Linked DNA regions of Homo sapiens: region 2 is linked to region 1. A link is a loop called in an ENCODE intact Hi-C map of the cell type or tissue named here. Cell type or tissue: B cell. All regions are shown on one strand. Links, peaks and the distances in the headings refer to the core of each region. The heading gives the core; the rest is flanking DNA. Region 1 overlaps CNTRL (centriolin). Region 2 overlaps C5 (complement C5).

Evidence for each region. Peaks named below come from ENCODE experiments on the same cell type or tissue, not always from the same donor. Only the 100,000 strongest peaks of a DNase experiment are listed, where the experiment ranks them.
Region 2: it touches region 1 in a loop (5-fold over the local background); 6 of 110 quality-filtered maps call a loop at or near these places.

What each region holds. Positions count from the first base shown.
Region 1 is chr9:121,118,199-121,124,938 of GRCh38, reverse strand. CNTRL (centriolin) reads right to left here. Exons shown (of 44, transcript NM_007018.6): 12 at 6,399-6,593; 13 at 855-1,008. Among named protein-coding and RNA genes, the nearest start is that of CNTRL, 47 kb to the right of the region's middle. RefSeq lists enhancers at 2,869-3,068, 3,099-3,148, 3,023-3,524. In B cell, for the core only: a CTCF peak has its summit at 3,171; DNase peaks (open chromatin) are centred at 2,348 and 3,168; H3K4me3 peaks cover 2,244 bases; H3K27ac peaks cover 3,389 bases.
Region 2 is chr9:120,979,744-120,983,743 of GRCh38, reverse strand. C5 (complement C5) reads left to right here. Exons shown (of 41, transcript NM_001735.3): 26 at 930-1,089; 27 at 1,805-1,900; 28 at 3,490-3,661. Among named protein-coding and RNA genes, the nearest start is that of C5-OT1, 29 kb to the right of the region's middle. RefSeq lists an enhancer at 5-154. In B cell, for the core only: CTCF peaks have their summits at 1,684 and 1,883 (motif pointing left); a DNase peak (open chromatin) is centred at 1,883.

The DNA of each region.
Region 1 (6,740 bases), core at 1,363-5,362:
AAGTTTCACTCTGTCACCTAGGCTGGAGTGCAGTGGCACAATCACGGTTCACTGTAGCCTCAACCTCCCTGAGCTCAGGTGATCCTCCACCCTCAGTCTCCCAAGCAGATGGTGCCACAAGCACACATACCACTACGCCTGGCTAATTTTTTTTTTTTTTTTTTGTAGAGACGGGGTTTCGCCATGTTGCCCATGCTGATCTCGAACTCCTGGGCTCAAATGATATGCCCGCCTCAGCCTCCCAAAGTGCTAGGATTACAGGCGTGAGCCACCACTCCTGGCCTATGAATACTAGCTCATTTAATTCTCCCAACAACTAATGATTGAGATAAAAACAACTTGTCCAAGGCGACACAGCTGACAGTAGCAAAACAGAGAGCAGGATCTTTTTACACTGAGCCCTATGTGTAAAAACCACTATGGCCTATTGTCTTCCTTTTCCACTATTATGGATATGTCGCAGTTTAAATCAGCATTGCAAAACTAGATCCTAAAACTCTTTCTTCTTATAACCAGACACTGAATTCCCTGATGCCAATGGGTGCTTTGCTCCTGAATGGATTTTATGTCATAGACAATCACATGCCAGAGCTTATCATGATCACGTATTGACTTCTGGCCTACTGACTGGAATGACCTGACTCACTAGGCATCAATGCCACAAAACAAAACAAAAACAAAACTCTTAAAATTGCATTAACTACTTTTGGGTATCCTGTAAATATTTCCCTATCAAATACTAGTACTAATAGGTGAACTGTATTTAGCTACTATCTGGATTAATGCTTGTCTTTATAATGTTTCTTTTACCAGCAATAACACTGATTTACCTTAAATCATACTGAAAGTCTTACCTTCAGTAAGCTGTTCTTCAAGGTCCTTAATCTCTTCCGTTTCCTTAGCAATTCTAGAAAGTATCTCATCCAAACGACTTTCAAGTTGTTGGTACTGCTTGTTCATAATGTCAAGCTGTTGTTCTTTACCGCTCTTTTGAGCCTTCATATGGGACTGAATTAAAAAAAAAAATCAACAAAACTCCAAGTTCCTTAAACTCCTTTAAAAGTAATAACCCTTAACAACATTTTTAAAGGAAGAATAGAAAATAAATATAATAATTTGCATCTATTTGTGTCAGGCCCTATATTGTTTTCACATGGGTAGTTTTCATTTAAATTTCAGGATAACTTGATACGGAAATCATTTCCACTTTACAGGTGAGAAAACTGAGGATCAAAGAGGTTAAGTGGTTTTTCCAAGGGCACAGCTAGGTAGGTCAGTGTTATTTGCGTTGCATTAAATTGTCTCTCTCTCTCTTTTTTATTTATTTATTTATTTATTTTGAGATGGAGTCTGACTCCATCACCCAGGCTAGAGTGCAGAGGCACGATCTCAGCTCACTGCAACCTCCGCCTCCTGGGTTCAAGCAATTCTCCTGCCTCAGCCTCCCAAGTACCTGGGACTACAGGTGCGGGCCACCACACCCAGGTTGTTGTTTGTTTTTACTTTTTGTTGTTTTTTTTAGTACAGACGGGAGTTTCACCATGTTGGCCAGGCTGATCTGGAACTCCTGACCTCAAGTGATCTGCCGGCCTTGGCCTCCCAAATCGCTGGGATTACAGGCATGAGCCACCGTGCCCAGCCTAAAATGTGTCTTTTAAAAAAGGTTTCCAAAATTAGTTGGTTATGGCATATATCTATAGAAAAAGACTTAAAAACTATATCCCAAAATGCTAACAAGAATTATACCTGGGTGGAAGGATTACATGGGGATTTTTTCCTTTTGTAATGAGTATTTTTATATTTAAAAAACTTTTATAGTAGATAAGTAATGCCTTTTTAATAAAAAAATTAAATCTACTTTTTAAAAAAGGTTTCTTAGAAGAAAATAGAGGTATGAAATAGATAAAATACTTGAAATTCAAATTCACTTTCAATCTCTTACACAAACAAACATTTGGCTTTTCAATAAACTGAGAGCTGACAGGGACCTCAAAGACCACTTAGCCCGGTGAGTCTCAAAATGGAGGGCCCTAAGGAGGTATACCCCTCTACAACTACACTTAACCCATGGTGGAAAACAGAGCTTTCACACACCCACACACCCTCCCGCACCCTGAAGTCATGGCATCAGGGAACTACTGTTAACTGAAAAGAATGGATTGTATTTCTCAGGTGTGCTAGGGAAAGCAAATCGAGAGCCAATGATCTAGTCTAACCCTTCCTTTTAAACATGAGAAAACTGAATTTCAGATCCATCAAATGACTTGCATGTCTCCTGAGGCAACTGTTCATATGGAGACAAAATAATTCCCCAGAGAACCTTTGCCCTCCCACTCACACCTTCATGACTCTTAAGTTGGTACCCACAGGATCAGAGGAATACAACAATAAATGAAGAGAAAGTTATCGAAAGAGGGAACTGTATCAGTCAGAAAAATGAACACCAATGATCTCAAGTCTAAGACCCATGTGATTATAAAAGAATATTACTCAATTTTATGTATTTGCTTACCCCAAATACAAGAAAGAAACGTCTCTTCATTTCTGATGAACAAAAGAGTGGCAGCTTAACTGGAAGGTTTTTAATTTACTACTGGTAAAGCTTTATGGTATTTTGCAAACTCTTTTCCCTACACTCCCAAAATACCCATTTGAAATCTTTCTGAAAAGTTAACTACATATAACAGCTTACATTCTAAGTAAATTTCGGGTTTTTATGGCTCAAGAAATAATTTCTTAAAAGACTGCACTCATATCAATAAATCTTTAAAATTCACCATTAAAAATTCCACCAAAACCTTTATACGCAGGATAAAAATCTGGTTCAATATGCCAATGGTGTACATTAAATACATGGGAACAAAAGTAGATTCTGCGATTTACACCACGGTGGAGCTCACAAAAGAGTTATTGTAAAAACAGGAACTTACATCTCTGACTCCTCCTCCTTTTAAGTCCTTTGTACAGAGAGAGAAAAAATATCATACCTTAACTTAAAATTTATCCTGTTAAAACTGAGCCGTTGAGAACAGAGAAACTGTGGGCGGAACGCTTTCTAATGCTGTCTTCAAATTCATGTGCACTTCCCTCTCTGACAGCCACATTTTTGCAAGCGCCTCCGAGCCTCTGTAACTTCGCAGAGCCTCAAACCACATTCTTGGCCAAGAGTGAGCGGCGGCCCCGCCCATCCAATCACCAGCAGCCTCTGCGGGCAGGCCCCACCCTCCGCGAGTTAAATCATAACACAGGAAGCTCCCAGGGGCCAATCACGCCCAAACTTTGCAACAGATCACTACAGCTCGTTCCCTCTAGCGAACAGTTACCTTTTGCTTCCAATAGGACATTTCCCAATAGAGAAAAGCAATACAAATCTTCATTATGTTTGCTCCGGTGATAATTTGTGCTTCTATGAATAATTTTATAACTAAAATAGTCTGTGAATTTGAAACCTAGTTAAATGCTTATATTTGCTGAAAACCTGCCTAGGCTTAGTTCTGAGCTAATTTTAAAATAATCTCTTTAGACCTTTAATTGCTTTGTGAAGAGAGGGTCATTGTGGTAGCATAAGCAAGGGCTCCACCTCTTTCTAAAACAATAACTTAGGGGCAATTCACTTAATATTTCTATATCACATTTTCATCCTCTGCAAATTGAAAGAAAAATGGATAGATGTTAATAAAAGTTCCTCACCAGAACATGGAAAATACAGCACAATGTATGACACATTGTGGGCACTTAATATGTTGCTTTCTATAATATCTCATCAAAGTGAAGCTTTTACTTTTAAATTCTATTGGCTATTCAGAAAGATACTTCATCTGATTACATAAAAATTAATTAAATAAAAGTCTACCTATATCTATAGAAAAATATGCAGGCATCTCACTCTTGATTATTTCTCTTCTGCTTAAAGGCTCACATTTTGTAGCCTAAAATGGGATGCCAAACACTAGCCAATATGAAACTTTGTGAATCAGAAAAAGATGTTCCCGCTGGATAAACTTAAAAGAGATGTCCTCTGATGCTAGGACTAAGGCTGCAAACTTAAGAACTATTAGTAATTTTAATAAAATTAAAAAGGAAATTCAAATCTGGTTTGTATGTTTCATCCCCACTGCACAGGTTGATTTTAGCTAACTTCAAAACTTGGATGCCATTCCCATGTCTCATTTACCTCCTTTCCATGTATAATTCTCTACAGAAATCCAGTGGGAATTGAACTCTCTGTCCGCCAGAAATATAACAGTCATTTGTTGAAAGCAAACACATAATCCAGCTACTAATTAGACTCATAGATCACAGAACTGGAAGGGGAAGCAAAGGAGTTTTGGGTAGGATCTATAAGCTGCTTCCTTCCTCCCTTCCACAATGCAAGCATTCATAAACATAGGGCTGGTTGGTCCCTGGGGATACGGATACCAGTAGGATAGAGTTCATGTCTTCAGGGACCTTACATGGGTGGGAGATTGAACAAACATATGCAATAAAGTAAGATATTATTGACCACATTATACATTACTTAAAATACCCCATTTTTCCTCAAAATTATTTAAAATAATCAAGACTACTTTTGGTTTCAATATTAATACCTTGGTTTCAATTTTTAGGCTTTTGTTAGAAAAGACCTTATATCTGTCATAAGGTTATCCTTTATTGAAATTAGCTGGCCCACAAAAAAATATATATGATATGTACTAAAATGCTTAAAGGAACAGTTAAACAACTTGTCAAGTACTTAAAGCAATTACAATATCCTTACTATGTTAAATTCTATGATTTCTATTAATCCAGAGATCTTAAAGTTCTTTAAAAAAAAAACCCCTATTATTCAAGGTATACCAGGAGAATATGTAGAAGATATTTTTCCTTGTATTTTAGGAATATTAGCTAAAATATAAGCAATTAGTACAACTTCTTAGAGTAGAGACAGAGACAAGAGCCTGGCTGTATCCAGCCACCTGACCATATCTAGCCATATCTCAGGAAGAAACATTCCAGAGAATGTTTCCTTTTTTAAGGACAAAACAAAACAGTATGAAAAAACAAATACGTTCAGTGGAAAATTTGCAAAAAGGATTAAATAGAAGAGGTAGAAAAAGGACTCGCAACCCCCTTCAGCTTTTTCTGCTCTTAAGAAAGATGAAGGGCTGGGCATGGTGGCTCATGACTGTAATCCCAGCACTTTGGGAGGCCAAGGTAGGCAGATCAGGAGGTCAGGAGTTTGAGACCAGCCTGAGCAACATGGAGAAACCCCATCTCTACCAAAAATACAAAAATTAGCTGGGTGTGGTGGTGCGCGCCTGTAATCCCAGCTACTCAGGAGGCTGAGGCAGGAGAATCGCTTCGGCAGGGCATGGTGGCTCACGCCTGTAATCCCAGCACTTTGGGAGGTTGAGGTGGGTGGATCACAAGGTCAGGAGATCAAGACCATCCTCGCCAACATGGTGAGACCTTGTCTCTACTAAAAATACAAAAATCAGCCAGGCGTGGTGGTGGGTGCCTGTAGTCCCAGCTACTCGGGAGGCTGAGGCAGGAGAATCGCTTGAACCTGGGAGGCGGAGGTTGCAGTGAGCGGAGATTGCGCCACTGCACTCCAGCCTGGCGACAGAGCAAAAAAAAAAAAAAGAGAGAGAGAGAGAGAAAGAAAGATGAAAAAAAGGCAAGGAGAGAGAAAGGTAAGGAGCAAATCTCCCTTGCTCTGCAATACAATGAAATTCAACCACTTAAAAAAAAATAAATATACCATGCGGCCATCATTTACTGAAAGCTACCTTCTTCAAGCCCTAGGTTGTTTTGTTTTAGACATACACATTCCATATATGTGTGTGTATACACACACACACACACACACACACACATATATTTATGTATAATACACATATATATACACATACATACATTATATATACACACATATATGTACAGTTTTCCTTCAGTATCCATGGGGGATTCATCCCAGGATTCCCTGCAGATACCAAGATCCACTGATGCTCAAGTCCCTTCTATAAAATAGCATAATATTTGTATTTAACCTATGGACATCCTCTTATATATTAAAATCATCTCTAGATTACTTATAATACCTAATACAGTATAAATGCTATGTGAATAGTTGTTATACTGTCTTGTTTAGGGAATAATGACAAATGAAAAAAAGTCTGTACATGTTCAGTACAGACACAACCATCCTTTTTTTTCCTAATATATGTGATCTGCAGTTGGTTAAATCCACAGATGCAGAACCCATGGATATGGAGGGCTGACTGTATGTATATATCACTTAAATTTGTACATCAAACTAAAACAGACTTTCAGAAAGGACTCTGGACTCTGATGCTAACAATGATGAGACATGTAATATGTAGACAGAACAAGTCAAAATTTCTTAATTTACTCACATGTTTTGGGTCTTTGGAATCCAGGCTATCTATGGCTATTTGCAGGTCCTTAATCTCCTTCTGCTTTCCGGCAATTTCCTGCTTTTGCTTTTCCATCTGCAGTTCTAGATCCAGAGCTTCCTGGCGTAATTTATTTACAAGTTGTAGTCTACCACTCAACTGCTTGTAAAGAAGGTCTTTCCCTGCTTCTGAAATCTAATCTCCCCAAACCCCAATATATAATTAACAGAGAAGAACAACACTGATTTATTAAGACAATGTCTATAATTTTAATAAGTATTCTATATTCTATCAGTTTTTTAAAAATAAAAGTGAAATGTGGGAGTTATCTAAGCACTCCAT
Region 2 (4,000 bases), core at 1-4,000, 140 kb after region 1:
ACCTCCTGGGCTCAAGCAATTCTCCCACCTCAGCCTTCCAAGTAGCTGAGACTATAGGTGCCTGCCACCACATCTGGCTAATGTTTTGCATTTTTTGTAGAGACAATGTCTCACTATGACGCCCAGGCTTCACTTTTGGATTTTTGAATCATGTGAGGGTTTTACCTCTTTAAAAAAATGCTTAAAATACATTTAAAAAATGAAAATGAAAAAGAAACACAAATTTTTTAAGTGGGGGAAGTGGGAGAGCAAGTCAAGTGGTCTGAGTCTCAGACATTTGAGGACCTGGGGAGTGGAGCCTCCTGGGCGACTGAGAGAGTGAAGAGATGTTATGGGGGGATGAACCCAATCCTCTCTGATACTCTTCGATGGGTATTAGTAGAGACTTGAAATTGCTTTTTGACTAAGTAATAATGATCATTAAAATTTCCTGTGGGGTAGTAAGTTCTGTGTCAATGGCAGCACTCAAGGACAAGTGAGATAAACACTCCAGGGACATTGGGAAAGGGGACTTGGGGCCTCAGATAGGAATTTAGATTCCATGGAATGCACAAATTTTACAATCTAGAATTTTGTGATTTACTCTTTCATGTCTCATGTTCATAGGTCAATGCCTTGACTCAAAACTATTTATTTTATCTCTGTTATCTTTAACTTTAGAGTGTAATTCTTATCATCAGGAATCAATTTTTAGCTTGTGTGCTAGCGGACAATGTTGTAATCACAGAAGATGTGCTGTTCACATTTGTTTACCGAATGTTTTGGAGGTATTCCAAAAATCTTCCCTTCCTTTGTAAAATGATGACTTACTTTGGAATTGCATGTTTTAAAATGTTATTTTCTTTTAAAGAATAAAGTTGTATAAATTAATTGAAAGTCAAAAGGGATTCAGCGTTCTAAATATTTATTTATTTGATTTTGTCTTAAAGGTTAACAGCTTTTGCTTTAAGAGTACTTGGACAAGTAAATAAATACGTAGAGCAGAACCAAAATTCAATTTGTAATTCTTTATTGTGGCTAGTTGAGAATTATCAATTAGATAATGGATCTTTCAAGGAAAATTCACAGTATCAACCAATAAAATTACAGGTAAGGAAACCAAATGCACAAATTAGCAATAGTTTTATTTAGTTTGAGTTTTATTCTCATCTGATTATGGGAGGATGAAGAAGAAGAAGAAAAAAATGTAATTCTGCAAGAAATTCCTTTGTGAACAAGCAAAATATACAAAGGTCTTTCCCATAATATCTGAAGTGAAGCGATCTTCAGACAGTTCACTAGAGATCAGAGAAGTGATATCTTAGACCTCTCGTTTAACGGGGTGGAGGTAGATGGGCAAGTGAAAGCACTCAAGCGAGATAGACCCAGGGCTTATTGAGAAATGGGAAGCAGGAAGGGAAAGAGTGGGAGATAAGGCTTAAAACACAGAGTAGAGGCCAGGTGCGGTGGCTCACGCCTGTAATTGCAGCACTTTGGGAGGCCAAGGCGGGCGGATCATGAGGTCAGGAGTTCAAAACCAGCCTGGTCAATATGGTGAAACCCCGTCTCTACTAAAAATACAAAAATTAGCCGTGCGTGGTAGTGCACGCCTGTAGTACCAGCTACTCAGAAGGCTGAGGCCGGAGGATGGCTTGAACCCGGGAGGCGGAGGTTGCAGTGAGCCAAGATCAAGCCATTGCACTCCAGCTTGGGTGACAGAGTGAGACTCCATCTCAAACAAACAAACAAAAAACAGAGTAGAATCAGGTCATTTCGCCTTAAAGACACCATTTCACTCCCCTTTTAAAACATTGCTTCTTTTTAGGGTACCTTGCCTGTTGAAGCCCGAGAGAACAGCTTATATCTTACAGCCTTTACTGTGATTGGAATTAGAAAGGCTTTCGATATATGCCCCCTGGTGGTAAGTAAGAGTTTTCTTTCTCTCACACCCATCATCTATTTCTGTACTATATACTGGAGGGGCCACCAATCAGAAGACCTTTTGTTTCAAAAGCTTCTTTTCCTTCTTTCCAATAACTTGAAAATAACTTAAACTCCAGAATTGAAAGATTTCAGAACAATGATAGATATTAGAGACCACCTAGTCCAACCTACTCATCGGCAGTTGAGAAAGCTGAGGACTAAGTAAGGTGAATTCAGTTTCCCAGTGTCACAGGCTAATAAATTGTAGAGCTGGGTCTAAAACTGATAGCTGGGACTGGGATGGAAGAATGATCCAGTGCCCCCAGCTTCTCTGTCTTATCTTTGCTAAATCCTGCTTTATATGTTACTGTTATCCTATAGTGAAAGCATTCTGTATCATGCAAGTACTGAGGATACACAACAGCAAATGTGTATCCTCCAAATCCTTCCAAACAACATTTGCTTGGAAACGGGAGAAAAGTGATGAGCCACCTAAGTAAATCAACATAGAAGATTTCCAAGGTTGAGATGGAAAATCTCAAGTGGATTTGCAAAACTGGAAGCACAAAACAAAACCATTTGTTTTCAGTTTGTTTCAGAAGCTTAACAAGACAAAATAATCAATGAAGACTAGTTCCCAGGCACCTAGTGGCCACATGGGTGAGAGATGCATGTGGAGCTGGGAGAGGAGGCAGGCAGGATGTTAGCAGCATCGCAGCAGGCTTTCTGCTGGCCCACTTGCCCAACACAACCATTTTGGTGGCGTCAGGACTAGTGATCGGGACTATTTACCCAGGCATTCTTAGGATCTAAAAGTACTGTGGCAGTTAGGGTTTCTTTCTGCTACTTATTGTTTTATTTATTTATTTTTTTAAGTGTAACTCCTTTTGAACCTGTGTGCCTGTTGCAACTACGCTGAGAGGGAACAATAAAAGTTGTGTCTATGGGCCGGGTGCAGTGGCTCACGCCTGTAATCCCAGCACTTGGGAGGCCGAGGCGGGCGGATCACAAGGTCAGGAGATTGAGACCATCCTGGCGAACACGGTGAAACCCCGTCTCTACCAAAAATACAAAAAAAAAAAATTAGCCGGGCGTGGTGGCGGGGCGCCTGTAGTCCCAGCTACTCCGGAGGCTGAGGCAGGAGAATGGCGTGAACCTGGGAGGCGGAGCTTGCAGTGAGCCGAGATCGCAGCACTGCACTCCAGCCTGGGCGACAGAGCGAGACTCCGTCTCAAAAAAAAAGAAAAAAAAAGAAATTGTGTCTATGCTCGGTGCCTTTTCTTCCTGGAGGCTAGGTCTGACGGTGTACTCAGAAACTAAAGGCACAAAACCTCTAAAAGGAAAGTGAGAATTCAGAGGCAAAAAGCTTAACCTGATTTGGACAACCTCATTGTCCCTTCCAAGATTATGCTCTGCTCCTTCTCTCGGAGGGATTTGCTTCACTGAGAAGCCATCCATTTCCATTAGGTCAGTCCTCTTTTCACCCCCATATTGCTTGCTCCAGGATAGTGGGATCTGAGGGTAGTTCATATCAATTGATAGGTGGTTGCTTGACATAGAAACTGAAGTATCTTCTCTTGTTTCCAGAAAATCGACACAGCTCTAATTAAAGCTGACAACTTTCTGCTTGAAAATACACTGCCAGCCCAGAGCACCTTTACATTGGCCATTTCTGCGTATGCTCTTTCCCTGGGAGATAAAACTCACCCACAGTTTCGTTCAATTGTTTCAGCTTTGAAGAGAGAAGCTTTGGTTAAAGGTATAACTTGTTCCATACATGTATTCAGTGAGTGTTCACTAAGACATAAAGTCTGCTAGTCTGGGAAGTGGGTGGTGACATGTGAACTTGAGTAAGATGCAATTCCTGTCCTCAAGGAACAAACCGTCACAATACGATGTAATGTGTGCCGTTATTCATTCATTTATTCATGCATTCATTCAGCAAATATTTATTCTTTTTTTTAAGACAGGTTCTCGCTCTGTCACCCAGGCTGGAGTGCAGTGGCATGATCGTGGCTCACTGCAGCCTCGATCTCCTGGGCTCAAGTGATCTTCCCACCTCAGTAGCTGGGACTACAGGTGCCCACCACTGAACCCA